Regions from separate parts of the Homo sapiens genome. Here region 2 is linked to region 1. Evidence: chromatin loops called from intact Hi-C (ENCODE). Cell type or tissue: GM12878. All regions are shown on one strand. Links, peaks and the distances in the headings refer to the core of each region. The heading gives the core; the rest is flanking DNA.

Region 1 (2,922 bases), core at 323-2,822:
CAGGTTTCCGACAGCAAAATCCAATACATGTTCAAAATGGCAATCATTAATTTCTAAACGATTGGCCACTGTTTGTTGAATAACAGTACTTCTATTCTGATAGGGTGGAGTTATCATTCAACCAGAGGCAGAGAAAAAGCACCTGGCTTCCTTACTTGCTTTCTGTTTAGAAGGGTGCTGTGCCTCATGCGCCCATATCCTAGGGCTCACTGCTCACAAGCACCGTAGGCCTGGAGTTCTGCCTGTCCACTTTCTGTCCTTCAACCACACAAATGTGGAAAATGGGTGGTGCTGAGATTCTGCCCTCAGAGGGGTTCATTTCAAAACAAATCCTGGACCTTAGTTGCTAAAATGCGACACCCCTTCCCACTGCTTCTCAATTACATAAAAACCTCAAGAAACCTACCATAAGCACTGGCATTTATAATCTATCACCATTTTGCTATGCATATAGGGTGATATCAGGTATCCAAAATCCCCACACACTAGATGTATGCCACCTCAGGAACCGGGAAAAAGAGTCCTTACCTCTGAAGAACCAACCTGAAGTTTGTGGTTGGTGGTGGAGACAGCCATAGAGAGAATTCAAAATGGCAACCCGAAGTCAATGTTTCAAATGGGCTATTCACCTTCTGTAGGCTGGCAGGAGCTCTTCACCTTTACTCCTGTGCTCACCACGAAACAACAAGAGCAGCAGCAGCAAATAAAACCCCAACTCAAAATGGGCTGCTTGAGATGTAGAATTTGCTTTTATATTCTTCTTCTCTAAACTGTGTTGGAAAGGGCAGCCAAACCCCGGGAGAGTATTTTTGAGCTAAGAATTTGACAACTGTTTAGACTGGAAGCTCCCTGAGGGAAGGCTCAGTCTTTAAACTGTATTTCGCTGAGGCACAGTTTGATACCATGGTGGTATATGGTAGCTAATATGATGCAATGATGAAGGAGGGATCTCAAACAGCCACTGATCTCCTAATATCACAACTTCAAACAGCTTCCTGCCCTCCCTCCCTCCATGGTGAGTAAGGCAGAAACAACAGGTTGATTTGTCAACCACAGACAATCAGAGGAGGCCTTCCTTATGGCGCCTCCCTATATATGGCAACTCCCCTCACCTAGCCCACCATTCTCCCCTCACCTCCATCCCTACCAGATGTGACATGCCTTGTAGACTGTAAGGCACTGCACCACCATAAAACATTACATAAGACAAAGTAATGTAATGGAGATAACTTTGGGAAATTACCCAAAAGGCCTCATGCCTCGGTTTCTTCAGCTTTCAAATGGGGATCATACTACCTGATGTCTTGCCTACATTACAGGATCATTGTGGGTATCAAAATGTGTAAAGCCTATGCAAATATAACCATCATCATTATAACATTTTCTTAACCTTTGCATCCTCAAAAAAGGGAAGTGCAAAGTGAATGTGTGGTTCTTGACAGAACTGAAAGAAGCCTGAAGTAGGAGTGAGACAGGCCTTAGCTGTGGTTCTGCCACGTCTCCTCCTGGGTGCGGGAACCAGGCTCTCTGCTCTCAGTGCCTCTCTGTATCACAGTGAGGGTGGTATTCTAGCTCTGCTGGGAGACACAGAATGTATGCTGGAACAGGCTTGAGCTCAAGAGCTTCCCCATGCACACGACTCTCCAGGCACTCACCCTTTTGACTTCCCCACATGGAGAAGCCTGATTCTAAACTTGGAGAGGTAATGAGACCTAGCAGGTCAGGCTGGGCCAGCCCATGGCAGTGACCAGGTCGGTATAAGCTTTTCACCTCTGAAAATCTTTAAACTATTTGGGAAAACAAATTACTCTGAAAGAAAATCAGACAGATACCACTTTATACCCACTAGGATGGCTATCCACCCCCCGCCAAAAAAAAAAAGAAATAAAATAACAAGTGTTGGTAAGGAAACTGGAAACCTTATGTGTACATGCTGGTTGGAATATAACGTTGTCACTATGTAAAGCAATTTGGTAGCCCCTCAATAAATCAAACATAGAATTATCATATGATCATATAATCCAGCAATTTCACTCCTAGGTATATACCCAAAAGAACTCAAAGAAAGTGTTCAAAGAAAAACTTGTATGCAAATCTTCATAACAGCACCGTTCACAATTGGAAAAAGGTAGAAACAACCTCAATTTCTCATCAACTGATGAGTCGATAGACAAAATGTGGTACATTCATACAAAAGAATATTATTCAGCCACAAAAAAAAGAATAAAGGACCCATACAGGCTACATCCTGGATGACCCTTGAAAATATTATGCTCAGTGAAAGAAGCCAGTCACAAAAGGCCACATAATATATTATTCCATTTATACAAATACCATGAGTAGGTTTATCATTATTTATGTCTAAATATATTTTATTTATATATTTATATAATATATAATTATATTATCTATATATTTATTAATTATATTTATTATTATTATTATTATTTCTGCACAGAGGCAGAAAGCAGATTAGTGGTTGCCAGTGGCAGAAGGGAATGGGAAATGGGATTTCCTTTTGGGATAATTAAAATGTCCTGGAACTAGATAGTGTCATGGTTGCATAACTTTGTGATTGTCCTAAATGCTACTGAATTGCACACTTAAAAATGATTAAAATGGTAAGTTGTACATTATGTGTATTATACCATTAAAAAAAAGATAGCCATACATAGGTGGGAATGAGGTGGCTGGGAGAAGGGACAGTTCTGGAGCTCCTGTCCAGGACAGCCTTCCAAAGCCATCTTTGCTGCACTGTGTGTGCCTTTCCAAGGGCCTGGGTTGTACATTAATTGAGAAATGATTCCTAATAAGTCCCAAGAAGCCACAGGTCTTTTCCTTACAAACAGGAAACAATCACATCTCATGGCAGCTCATTACACATTCTTTGGGTACCATGAGTTGTTTTAAAACCGTGAAATT
Region 2 (2,922 bases), core at 225-2,724, 160 kb before region 1:
TCCTTTAAAGTCACCTAGTACTTGCACTTTCCCACAGTCCTCTGTCCAGCCTCTCTCAGTGACCTGAGACATTCAGTGCCACTTGTGTATTCCAGACATTTGTCTTTCTGAGAGAAGCAGTGCTACCACTTTTTTTTTTTTTTTCTTTTTTTTGAGCCAGAGTCTCGCTCTGTTGCCAGGCTGGAGCACTGAGACACAATCTCGGCTCACTGCAACCTCCCCCTCCCGGGTTCAAGCGATTCTCCTGCCTCAGCCTCTGGAGTAGCTGGGACTACAGGCGCCCGCCACCACGCCCGGCTAATTTTTGTGTTTTTAGTAGAGACAGGGTTTCACCATGTTGGCCAGGCTGGTCTCAATCTCTTGAGCTCGTGATCCACCTGCCTTGGCGTTCCAAAGTGCTGGGATTACAAGCTTGAGCCACCGCACCTGGCCCACTTTTTTACCTTCTCAAAACCCCAACTCTCCTGTAATTCCTGAAGCCCAGGTAATTTTCCCCCTAGCCCCATTGAATACTGGCTTGTTTTCATTTCTCTCTCTTTGTCTTTTGCCTTACTAATTCTGATGTGATTGTTTTTTCAGCCTCAACTGAATAGCAGAGAGATTTTGGCTTTCATTCCAGAATGATGTCTCACAGAAAGTCAACTCGTGTTCCAGGTATGTGATAAACATCTCACTAGTGAACTTCTTGCTGTTTCTAAGCGATTAACGGTTTGGTTAGCAAGCCCAGAGCCCTGCAGATACCTTTTGCCTCCTACACAAGAAGTAAGCTAATGAAACCCACGGAGCACGGCCTGCCCCTCTGCTTCCCTTTAATGGTTTCTGTCACCCAGGCCAGGCTGCCGCCACCATGACTCTGCACATCGATGTGCCGCCTCAGGGCAAGCAGAATGCAAATGACGGTGGCCCTCAAATTGCAATTTAAGGATAGCTGTTATATCTTCCCATATATTTCTCTTCCTAACCTCCAAATTTGAGGATAATGTGCTGTTTTAACTTATTCTTAGTAGGAAGAATGTTAAACCTTAGGGTGATGGTAGTGTATTGCTGAATTCTGTGTTTTGGAATAAATTAGATTTTTTTGATGTGGAGAAGGGAGAAAGGGGGAGAACTAAATGCAAAGATAATTTGATTTTAAAAGCTGGAGTTTCCTGGTTCCTGGGTTCTAGATATTTAAAAAATAGCCACAATTAATTATGTAATAAATTGTAGGAGGTTGTCAAGTTGTCATCTTTATTAAGGTGTTTCTTGCCAGACATATTCAAAATCTGTGTACTCAGATGTTAACTGCATTTGACTCTATTGATTAAAATATACTTTCTGCCATCAAAATGGAACTCCAAGATGTAAAGGGAAAGAACACTTTAAAAGGCGTTTCCAAAGTCGTCTTGGATAGAGGAGCTTTCATCCAAGGGTGCTATGTGGCATTCCGGAAATGAATCAGAGACTTGGGCCCTCCACTTCCTTAGAAACAGAGACACGCTGAAGATCGTTAGGGTAAATGAGTGGGACAAAGTACACTCTGCATTTTCTTTTTAATTTCAACTAAAAAAAATGCTGCACTCTTGTCTTGGCTGGAGAAACATCCTCAGCCTGTTCATCTCCTATCCTCTGCCCAAATCAACTCCAAATTTGACTGACTGAATTTTCAGTTCCTATATTTTCAGATCAGTTCCTGTATTTTCAGATCTGGCTCTCTCTGTGGTTGTGGTGGTAGCAGTGGTAGTGGTTATGGAGTCTGTAAGACTTGCCATTTTTAAAATGCCGAAAGCTCTCTTCAGGTTAAATAGTCTCTCTGTGTGATTCTCAAATGAACTCCTTGAGGAAGAATGTTCTGTGTGTATCTAGAAACCTTAGTTCTACAAGAATGAGAGCTAAAGAAGCTCACCCATGTCCCACAGAAACCACTTCTTCCCTTTCCTGAACAAGAAACCGATGTTCTTCATCTACTGTCTGTCCACCCAGGCTTGGAAGACAGGTGAAAACAATCCCATCTTTCTATTCCTAGAAAGAGGTAGGGATGTGATGCTTACATTCCCCTGGCTTTTACTTGCATCAAATGTGGGAGGAAGGAATAAAAGAGAAGAGGAAACTAAAACCTGAGAAAGGGCAAGAAGAGAAAGTATTAGGTTGATGCAAAAGTAATTGTGGTTTTTGCAATTACTTTTAATAGCGAATCCCCGCCCCCCAAAATCATCTAGCAATCTGCCCTCTGGAGTGAACTTGAATAAAAGTAGGTAATAGTACCACTCTTGGCTTAGAAGTATCTGATTATCCCTACTAACCAGTACAAGACATAGATTTCTGAAGGAAAAGGATGCCTACCATTGGCTCTTTTTTGTTTTTGTAGTTTGATTTTTCTTATTTTTTAAAAGGTTCTAAAAATAATACATATATACCTGGTAGAAAATTTGAAACTTAGAAAGAAGTTAAAAGAAGCCTACAAAATATCACCGCATCATATTATCTTATTAGCCAAATGCAACCACCACTACCATCCAGGGAGGGTTCTTGCCAGTATTTTCTCTATTTTTTCGTATGCTTTTAAAAATCTTCACAACTAAAATCATTCTGTGCACAGAATTTCACATACTACTTTTTATTCAATCAAAAATATTTTCTCATGTGTTTATTAATTCTTTAAATATTATTTTAATGGCAGTATAATTTGCCATCATATGACTATATTATAATTTATTAATAATTTTCCTAATAAAGGACATTCAGAGTGTTTAGAATTTTAGCCATTATAAATAGTATTAAATAAACATGGTTTTTGTGTGCATTAATCTTTACTTTTTAAATTATTTCCTTAGAATAATCTACTGGAAGTAGGATTACCAAATCAAAGAGTATCATCATTTTCAAGACTTTAGTACCTATCGCCAAGAAAGCTGTATCAATTTATATTCACAGTATATTAAT

What was found. A loop is a pair of places that touch in the nucleus more often than their neighbours do. Peaks named below come from ENCODE experiments on the same cell type or tissue, not always from the same donor. Only the 100,000 strongest peaks of a DNase experiment are listed, where the experiment ranks them.
Region 2: a loop joins it to region 1, with 2.8 times the contacts of the local background. A loop is called at or near these places in 1 of 110 quality-filtered maps.

What each region holds. Positions count from the first base shown.
Region 1 is chr15:60,794,642-60,797,563 of GRCh38, forward strand. The region is part of intron 1 of RORA (RAR related orphan receptor A); the gene reads right to left. Among named protein-coding and RNA genes, the nearest start is that of RORA-AS4, 32 kb to the left of the region's middle. RefSeq lists an enhancer at 1,557-1,736. In GM12878, for the core only: no CTCF peak of the experiment used is centred there; a DNase peak (open chromatin) is centred at 1,420; H3K27ac peaks cover 539 bases.
Region 2 is chr15:60,634,271-60,637,192 of GRCh38, forward strand. All of the region lies in intron 2 of RORA (RAR related orphan receptor A), which reads right to left. It overlaps LOC105370846 (a long non-coding RNA gene), which reads left to right. Exons shown (of 5, transcript XR_007064663.1): 2 at 580-654. Among named protein-coding and RNA genes, the nearest start is that of RORA-AS2, 46 kb to the right of the region's middle. RefSeq lists enhancers at 580-1,393, 609-658. In GM12878, for the core only: no CTCF peak of the experiment used is centred there; DNase peaks (open chromatin) are centred at 754 and 1,691; H3K27ac peaks cover 1,476 bases.